3 separate regions of the Mus musculus genome follow, and regions 2 and 3 are each linked to region 1. The links are chromatin loops, found by intact Hi-C in ENCODE. Cell type or tissue: heart. All regions are shown on one strand.

Evidence for each region. A loop is a pair of places that touch in the nucleus more often than their neighbours do. Peaks named below come from ENCODE experiments on the same cell type or tissue, not always from the same donor. Only the 100,000 strongest peaks of a DNase experiment are listed, where the experiment ranks them.
Region 2: it touches region 1 in a loop (2.3-fold over the local background); 4 of 42 quality-filtered maps call a loop at or near these places.
Region 3: it touches region 1 in a loop (2.3-fold over the local background); 2 of 42 quality-filtered maps call a loop at or near these places.

What each region holds. Positions count from the first base shown.
Region 1 is chr8:125,193,532-125,201,531 of GRCm38, forward strand. The region is part of intron 9 of Disc1 (disrupted in schizophrenia 1); the gene reads left to right. Among named protein-coding and RNA genes, the nearest start is that of Disc1, 140 kb to the left of the region's middle. In heart, no CTCF peak of the experiment used is centred here; DNase peaks (open chromatin) are centred at 4,050, 4,300, 5,510, 5,800 and 1 weaker place; H3K27ac peaks cover 4,855 bases.
Region 2 is chr8:125,268,822-125,276,821 of GRCm38, forward strand. No RefSeq gene overlaps it. Among named protein-coding and RNA genes, the nearest start is that of Gm30713, 110 kb to the right of the region's middle. In heart, no CTCF peak of the experiment used is centred here; no DNase peak of the experiment used is centred here; H3K27ac peaks cover 2,998 bases.
Region 3 is chr8:125,514,830-125,522,829 of GRCm38, forward strand. Sipa1l2 (signal-induced proliferation-associated 1 like 2) reads right to left here. Exons shown (of 22, transcript NM_001357372.1): 2 at 5,017-5,077. 4930566D17Rik (a long non-coding RNA gene) reads left to right here and starts at 7,503. Exons shown (of 3, transcript XR_003947612.1): 1 at 7,503-8,000. In heart, no CTCF peak of the experiment used is centred here; DNase peaks (open chromatin) are centred at 962 and 3,692; H3K27ac peaks cover 4,813 bases.

The sequences.
Region 1 (8,000 bases):
CTATAATCCCAGCATTCTGGGAGCAGAGGCAGGAGGATCGGGAGTTCAAGGGCATCCTTAACTACAAACAGAGTTCTGGGCCAGCCTGGGCTACATTAGACCCAGCAAAATAAAACGAAAGGAAACAGAAGGAGACCCATGGACAAATGCAGTGGCCTTTCCTTGCTCTCCCTCCACAAGCCCTAAGTAGCCCCGTTGGGCCAGCCTGTGTGTGGCTGGATCTCCCAGCGCCTGGAAGCTTCTTGTAGAATTCCTTCCCCTTGGCTGAGTTCTGCAGAGTGGTTTTATTTTTATGTGCTCAACTCCAAAAGCCAACAGGACAGGAGATGCTAGATGCGATTTGGAAGAGAGAAGCACAGTTTAGACCTGGCTGCTTCCTGGCTGCTTCCTGGCTGCTTCCTGGCTGCTTCCTGATATAATTGTAGTTCAAGTGTCTCCAAGATCAGACAGCTGGCCCCTTCTTGAGGCAACTCTCCGAGACAGATGGACCAGTCACATCTCAAAGCGTTGACTTTTCCTGGGCTCTGGCTTCCATCTCTCTCTGTGCCCTGTCTTTTCCACATGGCATCTAGGGAGTTCCCTGGTACCAAGATGCTATCCAGAGATGACCTGCTGCCTTCTATTTGAAGAAGGAAGGATGCATATGGAGTTCTGGGCAGGGTCACTTTATCCCCAGATCGATCTGAACCGTGTCTCGTGGAATCTGCAAGTCCTGTGGACTGTAGGCAGCTGTGTAGTCTTCACCATGGAACATCTCTCATGCTCTTCTACAGCACAAAGCCTACCATCACATCTATGAAAAGCAGATGCTCATTCCCTGACCAGTTAGATCAGTTATTCTGTATTCTACTACAAATGTCTTCTTGTTTCTTATTTAAAACAAGAACTCTGGGACTTGGGGAACTGGCTCAGTCTATAAAGTGCTTGCTATAAGAGTACAAAGACCCAAGTTGGAGCTTCCAGTACCCACATAAAAAGCAGATCCGAACCCCCTCATGGTTGGAAGAAGAGACAGGTGGAAGCTTCATCTAGCCAAATCAGAGAGCCCCAGGGCTCACCGAGATATCCTGGCCTCAAAATAATGTAGAAATCGGTGGAGGAAGACACCTGATGTCCATTTCTGGCCTCCTTATACACACATACCATACACATATGCAGTTGCACACATATATGCACACACATGAATATAAACACACATGCAACACACACCTATGCACACCCCCCAAGGGCTTATTTGCAAATTCCCACTTAAGGACTAAACAGAATAGACTTTGCTGATCATCCACACCAATTATAAACATCAAAGTGGCCCAGGGGAGTAGGGTATGCAGAGCGGAAGCTGCTGGCTACGACCTGTCTCACAGCAATTTTAGGGCCCTCTGGAGTTCAAAGTGAACTACTATATGCTTTACCCACAAGCATTCCATATTGGAGAAGGGACTTTAGCCTGTGACCTTCTATATTTCTGTTGGTAATAATATACCACAGACGAAGTTATAAAGAAAGCTTATTTGGGCTACAGTTCTCCAGATACAAGGTTGAAGGCCACTGTGGTGACCTTTCTCCTGACAGAGTCCCACGGTGGCTCAGAATATCAGGAAGAGAAAGGCTTACACAGTTTCCCCCCTCTGTCTTATAAAGCCACTGGGATTCAATCACGGGCTTTACCCTAATGACTGATATCCAATACTCTTCACCTCCCAGGGGCTCAACTCTGAACACTGTAGTCAGATTAAATTTCCACTCTCTCCTGCTTCACAACGGGGATTAAATCTCTATGAAAAGTCCCAGGGGACACATTTGAGCCATCTCCAAAACACAGCAGTTGCTCTCTCTGACTCCAGGCTCAGCCTCAGCCAAGCGTCGCCTCTGAACCGCAGGGCTGTGCTCATTCTCAAGCTATGGGCTTTGCCGGCGAAGGACCCCCTTCTCTTTCCTAGATCGCTTCCTGGGGTCGGCTGCTTTCCAGAGAGCAGAATGCTGGCTATAGATGGTGGGTTTGTACATGTAGGGCAGGGCACCTGTTTCCCTGGGCCGGGGTGCCAGGAAGAGGAAGCAGACGGGTGTGACCCCATGCTGATTATTTTGAATCAATTTCTGCCTTCACCCGGATGGATTCCTGATAACACCGAACCTCCTGGAATTGATTTCTCCCATTAAGGATGAAACACAGGGCGCTCTCAGTGAATACATCCGTCCGTCAGCAAGCGTCTCCACAGAGGCAGCACGTGTGAGGGTTGAAGGCACGGAGCGAGGATCAAAGTCACCAACAGTGACCTCCCGGCCCTAGAGTGTGAATTGGAAGTGGGTTGAGTGTGTGTGTGTGTGTGTGTGTGTGTGTGTGTGTGTGTGTGTTCAGTTCTCAGTTCATGTGCACCCACTAGCACACCTAGTAACATGCTCTTCCTCCTTGGAGGCACCACATCCTAAACATTCCAGAGCCCCCGTAATCAGCACTGCCAACTGGGACTGGTGGTAAGATACATGAGTTCTCATTCAAACCACCACAGGCTGGATCGCTCCGGTTCCGCTGAGCAGGAATGTGAGGTTTTCAGAAGATTCTATATGACTTGGGGAAGAAAAAAAATGTTCCTCATGGCCAAGCTGGGCCTGGACTCAGGGCTATGGTCTCCTAACTGCTACTTCCAAGTTCCCCACAGCTTTGATGTGAGGCGACGTGAAGTATCAGCAAAAGTGGGGCACCGGGCTGTTCACACCTGTGCCAGAGATTCTCTGCTGGGACTGAGCTGAACGTCTGTAGAAAACATTCTACACAAAGTTGGGAAGCGCTCAGTGTTCAGTGCCTCGGGTTCTGTGAGCAACTTAGAGGTGAGGGCAGTGCCTGCCTTGGGGCATCACCGATGAATGTAAGGCCCAGGGTCTCACACCATCGGTTTGTGAGACACAGGGTGGGCCACGGCCACAAGAGGTATGCAAGGCCACGAGGTGTGCAAGAGAGAGCCTAAAGAGTGAGCGGGCGCTCTGCCAGACTTCAGAGAAACAGTGAAAATGGAGGTGAATCTTGAAAGCTAGCCAAGGGGCAAGGTGCTTATGACAGGCAGGGCCACTGCTAGCTTTTACGGAGGTCTTGGATTAATCGCCAGCTGACAGTGTCCTTGTCACCATCTCCTTTCTCCTTGAGTCCGGATCCCTTTCATCTCTCGTATTTCTCCTCGTCCTGCCTGGGTTTCGGGAGCAGCTGTTTCTTTCGCCTCGCAGGACTAACCGGCCCAGACAGTGCTGCACGCAAGCTCCTTGGAGCATGGCTGATCTACTTTCCCCACACCCACACGCCATGACTAAATCTTTCCCTTTTGCTCTCTTCTGTGACAACCTTTGGCCTTTTTGTAGCATGTGTGCCTCCGTGAGGCCTCAGTGCTCTGAGGATATACTGGACTGGGCTAGGGCGAGGAAGCAGTCATGGGGCAGCCTGGTGCATTGCTTACCTGGTGGTCATCAGCGGTGGACTGAGGGACAGCTGCATCTCTGCCTGCCTGTTCATCTCTAGGGCTAGCTTGAGTGGGGTGCTCACATCCCCCCTTAAAATCAGAAAAGGAGCAAAGCGCTCTCCCAAATGTTCAGAAATACTCTCCTCCCGAGATCATTACTGTCAGCTGATTTCTGAGAAGGGCAATCCTACCTTCCCCACACCCTGCTTTGACTGTATAAGGGAGCAGGAAGCACATCTAACAATAAGCAAACTAGTACCTTAGATGCCAACAGGCCGTGTGCAGCAGCCCATGTTGAAAGCAGGCTCATACAGGGACACTGGTGCGTTACCCCTGGGCAAAGCTGAGTGTAAAGTCTAGGGTGGATGGATGCAGGATGGATGCAGGATGGTTGCAGGATGGATGCAGGATGGATTCAGGATGCAGGTTCATACGGATGAGCTGCAGCTTGCCCCCAGGGCACAGGCTGCTCTCTCAGACCCACCCTTACTTTGTGCTCCTCCTCCACAGTGACTTGCTGACCACAAGGTACAAGGTGATCTTACGAGTTGGCTTGGGTCACACAGCCTCTTGACAATTGGCCCCAGCCTGTCCTGTATGAGCCAGGGTCCAGCATGTGGATAAGCTAGAGTTTTATTGGCTAGATTTTCAGTGTTCAATATTAGGAAACTGGGCTGAAGGAAGGGCTGGGCCGGAAGGGCCCTCTAACAGGGCAGGGGAAAAAAAGCTCAGAAAACAAAAAGAGAGGCCCTTGGGACTTAGATGCTAGCCAGAGATTTATTCATCCATGGAACTTCCTAAGGATTTTTGGATATGGAGGAGGAGAGGGGTCAAGCTCAAACTCTGCTCTCATACTCTAGCCGTGACCTCTTTAAGCAAGACCACATCAGAGGGCTGAGACTCTCCCAAGGGGATGTGCTATTGTCTTCATGGCTTCATGCATGTTCTCAGGACTCGGTCTGCTTCCTGGAATTCTTGCTTGGGATCCTGGAGAGCCTCCGTACGTTTAGGTCTATGAGTGTGTGTCTGGAATGAAGTGCCCCTTCAGCCCACCCACGGCTTTGGAGATGACTGGTGGATGGAGGCTCCTTCTGACTTAATTTTTCTTCAGCCACAAAAGAACCTTCTTTTCCTGGACACACCAGGTTGGCCTTCTTCTTCCCAGTCTGAATTTACAGCCTTACTATAGTGGGGTCTACATGGTTGCTAGTGTTAGCCAATTTATATTGAAAAACAAAATAAAACAACCCTGAGCCCAAGAATGATACATATCTGCACAGATCTAACTTAGGATCATTAAGAGCATTGTTATTGGGTTGCTACTAGTGTGTGTGTGTGTGTGTGTGTGTGTGTGTGTGTGTGTGTATACAGATATTTGTATGACAGGCTGCTGCAGCGTCGTCATGCACAGCAGCTGAAGTGTCCGGAACATTCTCATAGCCTGAGTATAGATTCTGTTCTGGTATTGTGTCCGATGCCACAGGAATTAGGGGACCTGTGTCACTCTTCTGTGGCAGAGACAATTTCTTTGTGAAGCTGACCTTCCACCCATCTGCTCACAGTAGTCTCTGCTTTAAGCCTTTCTCTGTGTCTCAGTCACAGGGCAGACAGGCCAAGACTGTTAGGCAGTTGTGTCACAGCAAACAGGAAAGGGAGGGATACAGAGCCTTGACGAGTGTTCTACAACAAGTTCCTAAGGCTGCCGGCATCCTGTTAGAGGCTCTGTGGGTTCAGTCTAACTTTACTCAGTCCCGAGGCAGTATCTGGTTCTGTACCTCAGAATGCCGGGCATTCACTCTGGAACCTAAGCTGACCTCCAACTCTTTGAAGTCTTCACATCTCAGCTTTCCCTGTGCTAGGAAGACAGAAGAGATCCCCACAGCAGCTCAAGAGGCTCCTGGGTCCGGTCAGTCCTGTGTGAGGGACAGTAGCATTGGCAGGGCCTATTGTTCTCTCTCAGGTGTCCTCCACACAGAAGCTGTGCCCTTGTGTCTAGAAGGTACTTAATTTCCCTGGAGCTTGGCCCACCGGAGTGTACTGTCCTGTGACGTTTCCTCTGCTCCACCTCTGGCTCCTACTCTGGCTCCAGACAAAATATGGAAATCCTGTCCCAAGGAGTCTCTGTCACAATACAGCCCTACAGTCCAAAGAATGCACTTTTAACCCCAGATTGTGGGAATGGTTGAAATCGTTGGTGTTGTGGCCTCTGCTTGCTGGAGAGCTGCTCTTCCCAGGCTCTGCGGGGACTTGGTGGCACTTCCCCACCCGCCACATAGAGCACAGACAAGCCTCCTCTGAAAACGTGCAAGTCACAAGCTCATCAGAGGCTCCATGGGAAAGAGCTCAGAGCAAGCGGGCAGGTAGGGCTAGAGACTCTTCCGTAGCTTATTTGGGCCAGGAAGCCCAGGGAGGCTCAAGGAAACCGAGCCAAGGAGAGAGTCTGCAGAAGGCAGAAATACCAAGGGAAGAAGGAAGTGACTGGGGGATGGCCCTGGGTTTTTTCCGGAGTCTAGCAACGTTGTTTTGGAAGCCAACACACGACTTCTCTTTTGTATTCATTCCCTTTGGGAAAGGGCTGCGGCTGCCTCTCCGGGTCCCTCTGTTTCTTAGCCTTTTTGGTTAAGGTCAAGTGTGTTGTCTGTTACCTCAGGTTCTGTTCTATGTAAGAAGAGGCGCTTGGTGAGGAGGACAGAGCTGCTGGATTGGCTCCTGGCTTGGTTGGGAACCTGAATGAGACAGGGGGTTGCTGTTAGCAGAGGTGTCCAGCATGGACGTGTGGTAGCTGTGGAAGGCCAGCTGCATGTCTGAAGTCACTGGGAATTCCTGGGCTCCAGGACAAGCTGGGAGTCTGAGATCAACTTGCCCGTTACTCTCATTGTCAATAGAGAAGAAAAATAGGGGTGTGGCTTTTAGCAAATAAGCTGGCAGAATGTTCCCGTTACGTTCCCCCCACAACACTGGTCTTTGACCCACTGGGGCCTCTGATCATGTGATTTAAATATCCCAGGCAAGAGACCAGAGGGCAGAAAAGCTTGGTGGCATATTGAGTTCACAGGGAGCCTGTGGCATCAGGTGTATTACCGAGGTCTGCTACTGAATTCTCTCTGGTCTGATCTAGTCTGTGTGTTTGTGTGTCCACGTGAGATGATTGTTCACGCTGATGTCGCTCCCATTTGGACATCCTTAGTTTTCTTGTGCAGGTAAAAACACGGATCTGAAGCCGGGGAACATATCTGCTCAATGGGCCTGTGTGTGTTTGGCTCTCTACTGGTCTTATCTCAAAAACTCTGTTCTTCCTCTGTGCCCTGGTAGCACCATCTGCCCTGTGGCTGGGGTACATGGAACTGCCAGGTCCATGACACAAAGCCCTCCTCCAGCTGCTGCTGCTGCTGTGATGACTGACACTCCAGCAGCCAATCGCCTGCGTTTGCTGGGCCTTCTAAGCCAGATGAGTGACTTAGGCCACGGCTGGTTCCTAACTGAATAGTCATGGATCGGGTGCTGTCTGCGTCTAGCACGGTCTGTTCATGTCCCTGGCTCAAGCTCACTCCTCCGCAGCCTGTCAGAAGTCACGCCTCAACCTCACTGAGCCCTTATTAAATTGCTTTAGAAATTAAGCTCAATCTGCACTCCCTAGAAGACTCCTGTGTAACAATGTGTGAAATGGAGGTTAATGCCCCTCGGCTGTTGCTTCTGTGATGGTGGGGACGAGGAGAGCCAGTCTGGCATCAATGGCCACTGTCAGCTGCTGTGAGGACATGAATCTCCTGGACTCTGTGGGAGTGAGAAGGGCATCGCCCTGGTCTTCGGATAAGTAAGTGAGGTATGGAAATGCTGGTTTGTGTATTCAAGGTCCTTCCTAAGTTGCCGAGCTCTTCTGTAGCCAGTCGTTGCTGGACGTCTCCCACGGACAGACTGTCTGTGGCATTCAAGCCCATGTGGAGGGAGAGTCTTCATTTGGATCAGATGGGAAACTGTTCAGGTTCAAAACTGAAACCTGACTCTCCTTTCTAAATAGGTGGCAAGGATGTTGGGAAGTGTCCCTGCTCTCCACCCCACACAGACCAGCATACTCTGGAATTTGTGTCTTCCATGGAGTTGATTTAGAGAGTGGCTAGATGACCTCTGAGGGAAAGGGCAGACATGGAGCCCCTGGGAGCAGCCTGCAGACTACTTCACAGTAAGCCCGAGCTAGAGACAGACCATATATTGAAGTGGGAACTTAAGAGTTCTTTGGAAAGCCACTAGTGTTGGATGGTGTTTTACTAAGGCGAACACGTGAAGGAACATCTCATTGAATCGGACACAGGAGAAAGGATGTTCTATTAAAACAAACAATGTGAAAAGACACGTGATAAAGGATTCTTTGCTAACCACATACATGTATTGGTCTGTCTTATTTCGCATAGCTGAGCTCTGTTTGTCTGGACTCTATAGAGAGAAATACATCAAAAAAAACCAAAAAACAAAAAAACCTTTTGGTGGTATGTCTTGACTTCTTGTTGCTTCTGTGGACTCAGGCTGATTGGCAGAGTGATGTCAGCTGAGACA
Region 2 (8,000 bases), 75 kb after region 1:
TCAGACTCTGGGCTGGAGAGATGGCTCAGTGGTTAAGAGCACTGACTACTCTTCCAAAGGTCCTGAGTTCAAATCCCAGTAACCACATGATGGCTCACAACCATCTGTACAGTTACAGTGTACTCATATACATAAAATAAATGAATAAATCTTTAAAAGAAGTCAGACTCTGAAAGGTGGACATCACACTTTTTTTCAATGACTTTATACAGGTCCATAAACCAGCTGCATTTATATAGAGATAGATAAGTTCATCAAAGTACATGATGTACTTGAAAGAAATTTTATGAGTCTCAGTACTACTGGCCACTCGCAAAAGCCAAGTTATGGTATCAACCTAGGCATCCATCAAGGAATATATATATATATATATATATATATATATATATATATTTATCTTTCTAAATCAATGGCCAGAATATAAGACTCAAAACCCTTTGCTACAGAAAACATTCTGTTGGCTGCTGTTCATCATCTGTATTCACACCATCTCTGGCTCTCTGCTCGAGGTGTTCCGAATCACTCAGTTTCTCAGTGGTCTATCCGTTGTCTCATGGCCTCTGTTCCCAGCTGTGCCATCCACTTAGGATCCTGATATACATGTAGCTAAGTCAGGCTTCTTCATCAAGAGTGCCCAGAAAGGAAAACAAGCAAAGAAATGGATTCTTTATAGTTTTCTGCAATCAACTCTGGCTTCTCCTGGAACTAGAATACATTTGAAGAGGCTAAAATGAGAAATGAGGAACTTGGTGGGGGGGGGAGAAGAATTCCTCCCCACAGGTGAGCAGAGCCCAAGCAAAGTTAGATTCGGGAAGATCTTAGCATCTCAGTGAATCACACAGCACCCACAGCAAAGCCTGAGTATAGAGAGGGGCTGCCTTCAGACCTAAGGCGAAGGCTTTTCAGTTTGATAGGCATCCCTTGGGCTCCTATGAAGTGTTGAGTGCTGGAGTTACAGGAATACAAATGCCGACAGAGCCACGGCAATTACAGCTGTGTGCATGGTCTCTGTGCTCTCCACTCTGGACTTTCAACTGCTTCAGATAAAGAGACATGGCTCTGTGCTACAAGACCCTGTCCTGTACTTTATTGATTATCCTTCATCTGAACTGGATTTAGGTGTGCTCAGGAGAAACACCTGTGTTGTGTGTCGGAGAGTGTTTCCAGAGAGGTTTAACTGGAATAGGGAGACGAGTCTGGGGGGCCTGGCCTGAATGAAAAGGGAGAAAAGAAGAAAGTGAGCTGATCATCTCTCTCTCTCTCTCTCTCTCTCTCTCTCTCTCTCTCTCTGCTTCCTGACTATATAAATACAACAGGACAGCCACCAGGCACCCCTTTGCACTACTAACGAGGGCTGTGGATCTAAATTTCAAGAATAGTTCCTATGGCAGGGGTTGGGGGGGTGGGGTGGGGGGGTGGGACTCATTCATCAGGACTCATCCTGGCTCGACTGTCGTAGTCACAAGAAGTTAACATCCTTCCTAAACTTCACACAGTGTCCCCAGCTTTGTCCAGCTGTGTCACTATAGTCCATACATGAGTTACGTCTCTCTGTTTTCTTGTTATTTGTGATTGGTCCAGACTAGTCTCAACCTCCCTCGGCTTCCCCAGTGCTGAGATTACAGGTGTGTATCACCATGACCGTCTTGACACACTTTAGAGAGCCCCAGTTTGCCTTCCTGTTGCTGTGATAAGACGCTGACCAAGAGGAATTTGGGTGGGGTGGGGTTATTGCATCGTACAGGCAAAGTCCATTGTCTGTCAGGGAAGCCATGGTAGGGACGCCATGCAGGAACCTGGAGGCAGAAGCTGAAGCAGACACGCAAGCCTGCAGGTCAATCTGAGGGAGGCAAGTCTTCAATTGACATTTCTTCTTCCCAGTTGTGGAAGTTCTTGGTCAAGTTGACAAAAACTAACCAGTACACACACAGACATACACAGAGAGAGAGACAGACAGACAGATGCACACATGACATGTTACCTTATCTAAAATATGAAAAATATAACTCTAAATACACCCACAGAGTATACTCATCAACAACATCAAAATTCAAGGATTGTTCACATAGTTATACCAGTTCCATGGAAGCACATTTAGCCACCACGTTTGAAAATAGCTTGCAGGCTGGAATGTCTAACTTACAAACCCTTCTGGCTAGGCTCAGTGATGTTGACATTGCACTGCTTGTCATCAGCTAAAGCTATGAACTTCCATCCTTTCAAAGTTAATGCAGTTTCTTCCATCCTATAAGCATTGATTGGTCAAGTCTGGCTTTGTTTTGGGAGCTGGGGTTTAACCTTGAGCAAAGCTTTGCTCCCATAGAAATATCCACTAAGATAAAAACAACAGCAACAATGTGTCTGCAGTGCTGTGAGTGGGCTCAACAGTTCACACACACAGTAAAGACAGCGACTTCTCCTCTTCCAGAATCTATCAAAGGCCAGTAGCTCAGCCGCAGAGTCAGGTCTATGAGCCCCTTTGCCTTCCATGACTAATTATTGCTGGGCCAGTCTTGTGTGGGACCAGCACAAGAGGCCACAGTTCTTAAAAGTTAGCGACTGCATTGAGTCTGGAGGATACAATGTAACTGAGCTTCTAGCACTGTCTCTAAGCGGCTGCTGCAGTTCCCAGAGAGTGCTGTTCTCGCTGAGCCTGGCTGTCCTTTCCAGTTCTCCTTCAACCTTCTCCTGTGGCTCGCACCTGCTCTGCTCTATTCTGACTCTCCCTCCTCAGAGCCAACCAGCTGTCCACACCAGGTGTGGCTTGGGGAACTCATGGACCCAAGGAGGTTTACATGACTCACAGATATGTGTGGGGGTTTATCTGGCCCTGTTTAGGGAGGAGGAGGGGAGGGCTAAGGTGGCTCCATGTCCCAGATGTCCCAGCCTGCTGTGACCTCTGTCCCTGAATCCTTCGATGCACTGCTCTGTCTTCAGCAGCACACCACAGGGGAAGGGACAAAGCACAGGGGCTGGGAGACACAGCATCTGCTTTAGGTTTGACGGTCAGGAGGGAGCTAGCATTGTTCACCTAGTACTTGGGAGCCTAGCACCTCAGATAGGTGCTCCCCCCCCCAGCCCACTCATGCAAAGCATTGTGTACATAAGGATACACAGAAGTCTCTTTGAAAATGTGAAGACTCCGTTAGATATATATAAGGCAGTCTGTGATCGGGAAAGGTTTCCATGCCCTGTTAGTCATTTCGTGTGAACACACATCACACACACCAAGCTCAAAAAGGTACTTCCAACTAGGAAATATTTAACAATTCACTTATGTTTTCTGTGGTTGCTATTCTGAGTTTTTAGTTCTGAATGCCAGGTTCCCCTCTCCTCCTGCCTATCCCCCTTTTCCTCCACTTGGAATATGTTCTTTCCTTAAGCATTGTTTTTTCTAACCCTCATGATTGATTTACTCTTCCGGTACCAGAAACAATGGGTAGGGCTAGGCCTTTGGAATATCCGCCCTGTGCTAGCACGTTGCTCCAATGCAAAGAGAAACAGGGAGTCAAATGAAGAAAGAACGCGCCTAGTGATAAGACACTGAACTCACGACTGTGGTTCCCTGGGAGCTCTGCCGGCTTAATCTTCACAGCTAAGAAGCATGGAACGGTCTGAAACCAAGTCTGAAGACAAATCCTTCCTTTACACTGCTTCTCACGCGTAATTATCACAGCAGTGAAAAGCCTCACACATTCACAAACAACCAACATGATTATCAGCTCAGACAATCACAACACCACCCCACCCCGGAAAGGTTAAGGGAACAAGAAACACCAGCTCAGAGCATGGAAGGCTGGGCTGTCACTCTTGGCACATCTGCCTAATCACGCCTAATCACATACCCTGCCTTTCTTATCACTCTTAATCCTATAGTGTGACCATAAGTCCAAAGAGCAGGTGCTACTGTGTTTGTGTCTGCATTGTTTTGAATAGATCAAAGCCGCAAGTAGGGGTGGGAATACAGCTGAGAGGAGAGACTGTTTGCCTTATGTGCACCAGGCCCTGGGTTCACTCTCAAGTCCTATAAAAAGACAAAAATCATTGAGGGTAGAAAATATGCACAGCAGTATGGAGGAATTTCACCGACATACTGTTGACTGAGCAGGGTGATTTATGCTACAAGACTCCTTGTCTACACCAAGCTTGGAATTAGTCAAATCCAGTGTAAGGAGAATCTCTTGCGCTGCATGGAAGCATCACCCGTCAATCAAAAAGCCTATGGCCAATAAGCTGAGGCAGGAAATAGGAGGTGGGACTTCCAGCAGAGAGAGAGAGAGAGAGAGAGAGAGTGAGTCAGAGAGAGAGAAATTCTGGGAAGTAGTCAGGTGACAGAGATTTGCCCTGAACTCTGAGGAAGAGACAGATGCATAAACCTGAGAAGAGGTAACTAAAGCAACGGAAGAACGTAGTCTAGAATAAACTGGATTATTGAGATATGAGCTAGGCAAAGAACAGAGCCAAAGCTTATGGCCTGAGCATTTATTCACAAAGGATTAAGTATCAGAGTTGTTATTTGGGGGAACTTGGATACAGCTCCATTTAAAAGTTAATATCTGTCGGGTGTGGTGGCACATGCCTTTAATCCCAGCACTTGGGAGGTAAAGGCAGACAGATTTCTGAGTTTGAAGCCAGCCTGGTCTACAGAGTGAGTTCCAAGATAGCCAGGGCTGCACAGAGAAACCCTGTCTCGAAAAACAAAAAACAAAAAACAAACAAACAAAATAAGAAGTTAATATCTACAATCCAGCATGTGTGGTAGGAGCTGGAAAACAGGTCACGTCTATGCTCAGGAGAGATTAATGGCCGCACACTTAGAATTCAGGCACCTTTCTAGAGGAGCATTATACTTCAATTAAAACCTTATTCAAAGGAAGCTTTACCATGGTGAACCCTCCTCCTTGTTTTCATCTCGGAATTGATGAGCAATCAGCTAGGTCATCATCAAACAAACCCAGAATTCTCCATCTGCCTCTCCTCTCAGGAGTGTGCCCCCCCCCCCCGCGCCTCAATTGCTTCTATGCATGAATGATATTTTTAAGTATTTCATTCACATTTGATGACAAGGTCCCCACTTTTAAATGTTTACATCCAAACTTCTGCTAGAGCATGGTATGGAAAGAATCTTAACTGAGTTTGTTCCCCCAATGAGTGATGACAAACTTGCTAATCTAGTTCATAACTAGCTACGCCCCACCTATAAAGATTCAGCATCCGGAACAAACACTGCCTGGGATCTGTGTGGTCCCTGCTTCTAAACTTCCGTTATGATTACAGTGAATGTGCTTGCCATTGAATGGCTTCTGCCTTTGAACAGTCTTCTCCAGCATTAGCATGCTTTTAATATTCTTTCCTGTTGATTATCCTGTTGATGTTCAATAATGCTTGAACTCTGTCCATATAAAAGAATTCTGCCAAGAGCCAGTCCACCATGTGGAACATATTAGTATCATTAGAGCCCCCAAATCTTAACACGCCTGGAATAGTTTCCATGTTTGCTAACTTCACTTGCTATTCATGGTACTGCTCCATTAGTCTGTGAGCCTGACCACCAGGCTGCCCTGTTTCTGCTGGCTGGTTCCTCTATGAGGATCACAAGTGTCTCCCAAACACTGCACCTTTGAGGGCTTCCAGATGATTTTCCAACAAACTTTCCAGTATAATGGCCACATGCAAACAAGAGTCAACTCTATCTATGCTGTCTGCCTGAAAGTCCGGAGCAGGCTGCAATAGTGATCACAGCAGTGGTTGTCGCTGGTCAGGAGAATCAGATAAGGCTGTGGTTACATTGTTAATAAGTTGTTAAATTGTTACTTTCTTGTTGTGAAGGGAGGGGATACAGAAGGTCTTAGTTACTTTTCTATCGCCATGGGAAAACACCATGACCATGGCAACTTATATAAGAAAATGTTTGATTTGGGGCTCACAGCTGCCCACTATTGTGTCAAGGAGCATGACAGGCAATGGGCAGCGGACAGGCAGGCAGGCAGAGCTCTGGAGCTGGAGCTGATATGGTGGGGAGAGAGAGAGAGAGGGAGAGAGAGAGAGAGAGAGAGAGAGAGAGAGAAAGAGAAAGAGAAAGAGAAAGAGAAAGAGAGAGAGAGATATCTGAGAATGGTGTGGGCTTTTGAAACCTCAAAGCCCTCCTCCAAGAAGGCCACACCTCCTAATCCTTCCCAAGCAGTTTTACCAACTGGACACCAAACATTTATGAATGTGGTGAGAATTCTGGGGTTTTGATTTCTTTTTAGAAACACAGAGAAATATTGTAAGAATGTGTTTTCATTTTAATCCCAGGTGTGGGATGTGGGGCTGCTTTGGGTTGACCGAAGCAGCTGACTGTGATTTGTCTCGTGCTCTAGCAGAGCTGTGGTTTTGCCAGCTGCTGCTGATTTTTGCAATCTTGTCATGTTTGGAACTCTGGGAACTTTTCAGAGGGTATATAAACTCTAGAACTCCAAAAGGAAGGTTCAGTGGTTGTTGGTCGTTTAGGGAGGTTGATTGTGGGTTTTATTAGGGAGGTTTATTGTGAGTTAGTAGCTGTTATCCATGAGAAAACAAAAGGAAGGGAATTAGATTCAGAGATTTTCCTAATTCCTCTCTCCCCTCTATCCTTGTTTCTCTCCTATCTAGTGTTAGAGGATAAAACCAGGGAGATGAAGGATGGGAAAAGAAGAACCCACAAAGTAGGAAAGACTGGCTGTATATGAGCTCATTCAAACTATCACACCAAGTTTTCAACTTTTAGGATTTTATTGGAATTCAATATATTCTGGATACAGGTACTGTGTCAACTAGATAAATGAACTTGGTCTCCTTCCTGTGGCTTGGGTGTTTTGACTGCATGTATGTATGTGCACCACACACGTCCAGTGCCCACAGAGGCTAGAAGAGAGCATTGGAATCTCTGGAAAGTACTTGTCTACGTCCCTATAACCAACACATACATAAGTTATTTCAGAATGACTTCTAGAAAAATCTTCCCCAATTAAATAGGCATAGTGCTTTGTCATCAGAATGACCATGTGTGGTGGTCTGAATGTAACTGGCTCCCATAGGCCCACAGGGAGCAACACTATTAGGAAGTATAGCTTTGTTGGAGTAGGTGTGGTTTTGTTGGAAGAAGTGTGTCACTGTGTAAGCTTTGGGATCTCCTAGTGCTCAAGCTCCGCCCTGTGTGAAAGAGAGCATCTTCCTGGCTGCCTTCAGATCAAGACATAGATCCTTCAGCTCCTTCTCTAGCACCATGTCTTACTGCATGCGCCCATGCTTCCTGCCATGATGACAATGGGCAGGAACTATAAGCCAGTCCCCAGTTAAATGTTTTTCCTTTATAAGAGTTGGCATGGTCAGGCTGTCTTTTCAGAGAGATAGAAACCCAAACTAAGACACCATGTTATGTCATAACAAATATCATGCCATCGTTGTGGCTGTATTTTGGCTTTTCTGTCATTCTGTGAGTCTAGATTTTCCTCTTTAAAAACAATGTATTCATTTATTTTATCATGTGTGTGTGTGTGCACCTGAGTGTATGTGTGTGCACCTGAGTGTATGTGTGTGCACCTAAGTGTATGTATGTGCACCTGAGTGTATGTGTGTGCATCTGAGTGTATGTGTGTGCACCTAAGTGTATGTATGTGCACTTGAGTATATGTGTGTTCACCTGAGTGTATGTGTGTGTACCTGAGTGTATGTGTGTGCATGAAAGTGACCTGTTCCCTACCCTCATAGAACCTCCACTAGATCAGAAGAGCCAGAGATGAGGTTCTGGGAGGGCAGACACTCAGGGTTTGTCCCCACAGGTCAGCATTCCTCTTGCTTTCCCCACCCCCATCCCATTTCCCTATCTGCAATGTAACAGCCATTCTTCTTAGACCTGGTGTCCTGTCTTGTTTTCTTTTCTTTTCTTTCTCTCTCTCCCTCCCTCCCTCCCTCCCTCCCTCCCTCCCTCCCTCCCTCCCTTCCTCCCTCACTCTTTCTTTCTTTCTTTCTATCTTTCT
Region 3 (8,000 bases), 320 kb after region 1:
AACCGGAGTAGAAAAGCCCAGCATGAGAGCTCGCAGCTGGAGAGACAGTGACAACATATATGGTCACGGCTGGGAGACAGTGATAACACACACACAGCTCAGAGGCAGTCACAGGTGGGCCTCTGGTTCATTGACCAACTAGTTTATTTCTAAGAGAGTTTATCACCAGGCTAGTCAATAGTCTGTCTTAAAACAAACAAACCAAAAGCAAAACCATAAAAATTAAAATTAAAATTAAAAAAACCCATGGTGTATGGCACCTCAAGAGTGTAAGCACCTGAGGGTGGCTCTGTCCTCCATGTGAGCATATATACATGTGTGACTGCACTTAGAAATGTATATATGCGCATGCACACACGCCAGTCTAGAGTAAGCCATTATTAGTGTCGAAGCCATCACAGTCTACACAACCAAAAGATAATAGCACCAACCTTGTGGAGTGCACGAAGGGATTGAACAGACTTCACTCTGAGAAGCAGGAAACACATAACAAACTGAAAACTGAAAATCCACATTTCAATAGTCCTACATCCCTGATACTAACTTAGCATTCACATTTTCTTTTTTCAACACAGAGGTTAACATCTTTGCCATGAATTCTTATTATGGAGACAGGGCACGTCCAAGATGGAGAGAAGTAACTTGTCTACAGTAAAGACGCTGCAGATGGCTCACCCCAAGCCCTGGAGGACATCCTCACCCTGTGACCGTCCTGGACAGGCTAATGAGGGTATTCTGTAGATGCTGTGTCCTCTTCCCATGGCCCAGCTATCAGAACATTGGAGGGGTAGACCCTGAGAAACTGGAATTTCCAAGTAACCTCATGAAGGGAAAGGCTGATATCCGGTGCCAGCCAAAGGAAGAGCTTGTCTCCCAGGAAGAGATACCACACAGCTCTGACAACCTGTCAGATCGCTGTGCAGGGCAGGAGCTGAGAGCAAGGTCAGAGATGGGCGGAACCACACTTGACCAGCACGGCTTAGCTGTGCACACACGCCCTCAATTCAACCCAAACCTCCGGTCAGGACTCTGAAGAATGGAAGCTGGGAGAAGGGAGGGCGAGTCACTGGACATCTGGGCTCCTCTTCTCTCTCCATGTGGCCACTCGGACTAATCTCCTTTCTTGGCTTTCCCTGTCACTTGTCCTCCTAAGTGCTCTAGTGAGGACAGTAGCCAAGCTGAGCCTCTCTGGGCTTCTAGGGCCCTGCCCCATCCTAACACTACCAGTAACAGTGCTGCAGGCCCAGAGGCAAATTTACCCTAGGTTCTTTAAAAGCCAATTAGCTTTTTTAACTTCTGTGCCAGAAGTTACTGAATCTTAAAGCTTAGCAGACTCCTAACTACCCCAAACCCTGGGGCTAAAAATGCTGAGATAGCCCAGGAACCCTGGAGCCACTCTCACCAGAGGCTCTCATCAGCAGAATGGAAAGTGCATTGATTCCCAGGCACAGAGCAAAAGGAGGCCATAAAACGCAAGTCATCTCTTCCCAGGTGGAAGAAGTCATTCAGGGTCACTTGTGTTGGCTGCCTGTGGTCAGTCCCATCTGGCTCAGATTGAATTTTCACCGTATTCCCTTTAGAAATTATGTCACACGGACATATAGATCATGGTTAAGTGTTCTTACCAACAATTTAGCTAATTTTCTCCCCCAGAAATTAGTTAAATAGCTATATCAGTAGTGGCAAGTGTCCCCATTAATAAAACTCATCAGAAACCTTGAGAGTGATGGTTGAAATGAGCATTCCTGAAGCCCAGCAGCTGGGGTGCACATGAGGTGCTTCCCACGGCTCACTAGAGGAGGAGGCTCACCAGACCAGGACCCGTCCCCTTCCACAGGTCACTGACTGGGTGTGACTCTACAGTGCATTTTGCTATATGTAAAGCACTTAAATCTAGGTTTCACTCAAGGCCCTGGGCTCAATCTCCAGCAACAAACAAAAGGTTCAGGCAAATTGCTCAAGGTTAAATAAACAAACCCTGACAATTGGCTGGCCTTGCTCAGCTGCTGACCGACACAGTGAAGGTTCCTGTCACTAAATATCAGGTTCTACCAAACTCAGTTTTGGGATGTATTATGTTGGGATTTTTTTTTTCTTTTTTTGAAACAATGTCTCATATGTAGCCCAACCTAGTCCAGAGTTCACAATCCTCCTGCCTAAGTATCTTGAATGTTGCTATTACAGGTCTCTGCCACCAACACACAAAGTCCACGTACTAGCGTGTTTGTCTACATATATCATGTGCCAAAATGGCTCAAAGCTGTAGTCCTCTAGCCAGAGATGCAACCCTTCCCTCACTCTGAGGCCCCAGCTGGTTTCCAAGCAGCTCATCTTCATCTTCACAGGATGTGGAGCAGGAGTAGCAATGCCAAGAACACAGACAGACTTAAAGAAAAAGAGGATGGCTGCTAAGTGTAGTTTAATGTAAACAGAGAAGTCTGTCAGTCACTGATTCCATGCTATAGTTCCCAGGCTGGACCACGTGCTTAGGGTCTCTGTTCATCTTTCAAAGTGGGGGTTGGCCAGGTAGGTGTGTAGGGGACCAAATGACCCAAGGTCTTAAGAGCTTTGCCCCTAGAGAGTCAGAAGCACAAGAGCCTGAGTTAGAACTACTCGGGATGTGGCAGATTCCCCAACTGCTCTCAGACACATGGTTAATTAACAGAGACAAGCCTCCATGGAACGAAAACAGTTATTTCACAAGGAATCAAAGCCTGAACACTACCCATTGTTCTTCAGTGAATGCCTCCTTCAGGAAACCTTCCTCTGCTGCTGCCACCAAACAAACACTCCATATAAACAAACAAACCACAGAAAGGAAACAGCTTATGAAATTACAACGTGTTCTGCAGCAGAGCCCAGCCCTCGCATTCATAAACCCAGAGCCGGCGGACGACTCAACAGCTTTTCGCTAAGGGAGGGAGAACACAACAGTAGTCCTTATAATGCAGGACTGTAAACACCTTCCCAACTGAAGCACATTGCAAGCCTGGTGCACAGTAGGTGTGTCCTTCCATCTACTAGCATATAGATGCACATGTGTATATATACACATGGATAAAGGTCAGAGGGGGGCATTACATGGAGACCAGAGTTCTTTCCTGCTACCATGTTGTTTCTGGGGACTGAGCTCAGGAAGTCGGGTTTGCATGGCAAGCACTTTCACCCACTGAGCTATTAGTTCCACTTTTAAAGTTTACAGGAAGTCCATGGGTATCAGTTACCTTGGGAGAGTTATCCTCCAGTGCATGTCTGGGTTGAATGAAGTAATATTCTTATATATAACACAATAAACTATGATCTGAAACACTACAGATGCCTACCCAACATCTCTGGCAGGAGTCAGAACCACTTACCCTAAAGCACACACTAGGACCTGCCCAGGACCTCCCTTCCCTACAGGTGACCCACTAAGCGTTGGTCTGGAAATGGGTCCTCCAGGTGGAGAAACCCAAGCACAGCTGCTTTCCACAGCTCTCGTAGGTGAGAAAACGCCAAAGGGTGCTCAGCTATGTCCAGGTAGCTCCAGCCTCAGCCAGCCACCTGGCTTTGACAGCACCGACTTGACACCCAGCTGGAGTGGAGCCCATGGCACTGGAAGGACAGATGCTGTGTCACAAGGTTCCTTCCTTAAACCAAAACCCTGCAGACCTGCCTACTTCCTGCACTGGAGCATTCCTCGCCTCTCTGCACTGCTGTTTCCACATCAGAGTTTCCTTAGGCTCAAGGGCTTCCCTGAGCACAGGAAGTGGGTGGTGCCTTCTGGTTCCTATCAGGAGGGAACAAGGCCGCCATGTCAGAAAAGCCATCCTGGCCTCTGCTGCCGCTCCTCAGCAGTCACTCCCTTCTGTAGAGACTTCCACAGCTCACCACACACATGAGCCTCACGCACTGATCCTGTGCAGTGATCACGACAGTGTGTGGTGATGCTGCCATCTCTGGTGGTGAGATCCTGCCCTTGTTCAAACACTTGCCCTGACAACATTATAAAGGCAAGCCCAGCTACAGCTGTCAAAGGAGCATGAAGGCAGACAGACAGATACAGAGAGAGAGGGAGAGAGAGAGAGAGAGAGAGAGAGAGAGAGAGAGAGAGAGAGAGAGAGAGAAACAGGCACACAGACAGACAGATAAACACACACACACACAAACACACAAGAAACATGGCAGTCATATGTAGCACCGAGCCCTGGACTGGACACTGGATGTAGGTGGATGATGCTGTGAAGGACTGGTACTCTGTGTCAGATGGGGACCTGAACTGGGATGCTGGTAACAGATGGAGCACAGATGGGTCAGTACTAAGTAACTCAAGGCTGATAGCTGACCTGCTGTGACTGAACGCACACGTTTACTCCTAAGAAACATACACTCATCTTCTTAAGGGCAAAGGGTGGAAGATCACACATGTGAGGTACAAAAGTGCACATGTGTGAGTGGGGACTTATGAGGCAGGGCAGACACAGGCTCCTTCAGAGACCTATCTCACTTCCTGCCGTTTCCATGTATTCTGTAGTTCATGTGAGGGAGGGGGAAATGCCACCTTGACTTAAGGCTGAAAGGGGCAGCCAACAGTCACTCCCATCTGGCCTATCTGTCTTCCGGCAGCTCACCTCAGCACCCCCAGCCCCCACCGTGTCCTGAACTGTCCAGGACAGTGGACTTCAGGCAGCCCTTTGCCCACAATAATATGCTTACCTGCATCCCTGTTACCTAAGGGACACTCTCTCCACGGAGATGCACAAACTGATTATAAAGTGCACATCCTCTCAACACACCAAGGGACGCACAGAAACTCATCAGAGACTAAATTTGAACCCCCACTCCCATGCCACTAGGCAATCCTAATGTTCAAAGGAACCCATGTGAGCCCTGCTCACCACACCTGCTACAGCATGCAATACATCGAGAAAGCAAACCATTCCAAAGAACCATGACTGGGATGCAGGAGTCAAACAACTAAAACACCAAGTAGCTGCGAGGGTAACTTGGTTTGCACGGCAGCCTGCAGCCACTTACCTAAAAAGACTGCAACTTCCGCCGGCAGAGCCTGGAGCTCACAGCCCGCAGCAGCAACAACCTGCAGGAGAAGACAGAGACCTGGTCAGATTCCCGAGGGAAATTTCAACAATAATTCTCAGTGTGCTCAGAATCCCTGGGTGACCAGAGCTCCTTCCAGGGTCCTCAGGATGTCAGATCCAGGCCCATCAAGGACACAAAGCACTATCTTATCCGGTTCTGTCTCCTCCTCTCCCAACTAACAGAGCTGCTGAGGTGAATGCCAGTGTCAAAGGCTGAGCGAAAAGTAGGTAAGAGAACCCAGTGGTCCGCTCTGCATCCAGATGGCAGAGGCTTGCAAACACACAGTCTTTGGGCAACGCTGCTCTTGCCGTGGACAAATTATTTTTGTAAAATATTGTTTATAACAGAAGGTGAAGGGTTTTTTGTCAGTTTTCCCATACATCCCTCCTGTTCACTGTCATTTCAAGAAGTACTTTGAAAGGCGTATTTATCTGTGTATGAGTGTGTTGCCTACATTTATGTGCATAAGCCAGAGAGGGTGTGAGGTTCTGTGGAACTGGAATTACATTGTTGTGGGCCACATGTGGGTGCTGGGAACCTGTTGGTTTCAAACCCAGGATGAATGGCTGAGGTGCTATTTAACATATGAAAGCAGACACTGGCCACCAGGTTTCCCAGCATTCCTCAGTTCCTAGCTGCTAGAGGACCCTTCAGTTAACCAGGACCCTGCCCCCTACCCTGAACTCTCCAGCCTAGGGAGCTGGGCTGCTTTCCCTACATAATCCAATCATTTTGGTTACCTGCCCTCTTTGTTCCTTTCGGCCTCCAGGCTGTTGTACCTGGTTCCCTCTCCCTACAGAGCTCAAGGTCATGTCTACCCTTGACTCTCCCATATATCTGTAATAGACTTTCTCCTCCATCATACCTAGGAGTAATCATGTACCTTTGCTCGCTCGCTCTTTCTTCCTTCCTTCCTTCCTTCCTTTCTTTCTTTCTTTCTTTCTTTCTTTCTTTCTTTCTCTCTCTTTCTTTTTCTTCCTTTCTTTCTTTCTTCCTTCCTTCCTTTCTCTCTCTCTCTCTCTCTCTCTCTCTCTCTCTTTCTCTTTCACTCATTCATTTAGAACCTGGACCCTTATCACTGACCCATTTCTCCAGCCTTAATAAATACTCTTAAAACGCCTGAGTTCTAATTCTACCACAGGAAACAGCAACACGAATCAACCACATCCCCCAGCAGCCTTTATGATCACAGTCACTTCTCAGTGTTGTGGAGGCAACACCAAGACCAGAAGGAGAAGGGTGTTTCAGATTACCCTGTTAAATCACAACTGCATCTGGTGACAGTTCCGATACTGTTTACAAACTCACACCTACCTACGGTAAAAGGAAAGGGAAGGAAAGAAGGGAGTGGCAGAGTCCACAGGCCACCCTGCTTCCCTGGACGAGGAACCTGGTGCTCAGGGAAGCACTTCCTTCTTGGTTCTTGGCCCAGGCTGCAGTTCTGCTGGAAGAGTGCTTGCCTAGCACGGATAAAGCCCGGGTTCTGTTCTGAACCTCGGGAAGCAGTGCACCTGGAATTCAGCACTCAAGGGGTGGAGACAGGAGGTGGGGGCGGTGGAAGACTATGAATGAATATGAATTGAAGTCAGACTGCTCCTCAGATCACAAGCTTCTCCATCCACAACTTATATTTCAGAGCAGTAGCTATAAGAACTGCAAACTAAAGCTTCCTAAAATCCACACTCCTGTATGATAGCGCAAGGAGCCAAGATGCAGCAAGGAGGGAATACTGACCAGAAGGAACCCAGGAGCACGAGCAGGCTTCCAGCAAGATGAGGCAGCCCGCAGTAAGGAGGATCCCCACCGACCTGCTCAGAAGCGGCCGTGCTGACGCGGTACCTTCATGAACCACTCCACTACGACATGAAGACAAGCTTATCACTTATGCAGAAGGCTGTCACTGGCCTCTGCTTTAGAAAACCGACCTTCCTCAGTCTGCCTCCATCTTTAGGAAGCGCAAAGCAGCTGATGAGAAGTCACTGAAGCCCCTCGGAGCAGCTGGGTTTCTCCTTCAATGAGCAATCGTTCTTGTTCTGAGGCTCAGAATCAGAGGCACAGGCAGCAGGTCCCTCAGCCTTGCCATGGGATCCAGGATTTGCATCCAAAGAACTTACAGTGGCTCTAGAGCAGTGGTTCTCAACCTTCCTAATGCTGCCACCTATGATACAGTCCCTCCTATTGTGGTGACCATAAAAATTATTTTTATTGCTACTTCATAATTCATGAAAATTTGCTACTGTTATGAATTGTAATGCAAATATCTGTGTTTTTCCCGGTCTTAGGCGACCCCAGACGGGACGTGACCCACAGGTTGAAAAAACACTGCTCTAGCAGTGTCTAGCCACTCTGACAACAGCTCTCGTTCCAACTGACCCAAGTGTCCTTTGATGGGTGAATAAACAGTGTGACCCATTCACACAATGGAATGTTATTCAGCCTTAAGGAGGAAGGGAATTCTGACGTCTGATGCATTATGACTGAAGCTCCAGGGCCACTAAGTGAGATACATGAGTCACAAAGGGACAAAGGCTGAGACAGACCATTTCTCTTCCATGGGGTTCCAGGAATAGTGAAGACTCAAAGCAGAAGCAGAATAGATAGGTTCAGAGGGAGGAAGATAAGGAGGTTGCTTTAGCAGGTTCAGAATTCTAGTCTTATGGAAAACCACAGACAGACAGACAGACAGAACGGCTACATAAATATATGAATTTACTTGATAATGCCTAACGGCTTATGTTACAATATAATGACCCCCAACACCAGAATATTTGTGAAAGATTTCCTATCCAAGTGTTCCCTGGCCTGTCTGTCCACCTATCACAGCCACCAGTTCCCACAGGCAGCCCCTAGCTTCTAGCCATTGTAGTAGGACAAGAGCACACTGCGTTGTGATGTTCTCTGCCACTGAGGCTGTGCAAGAG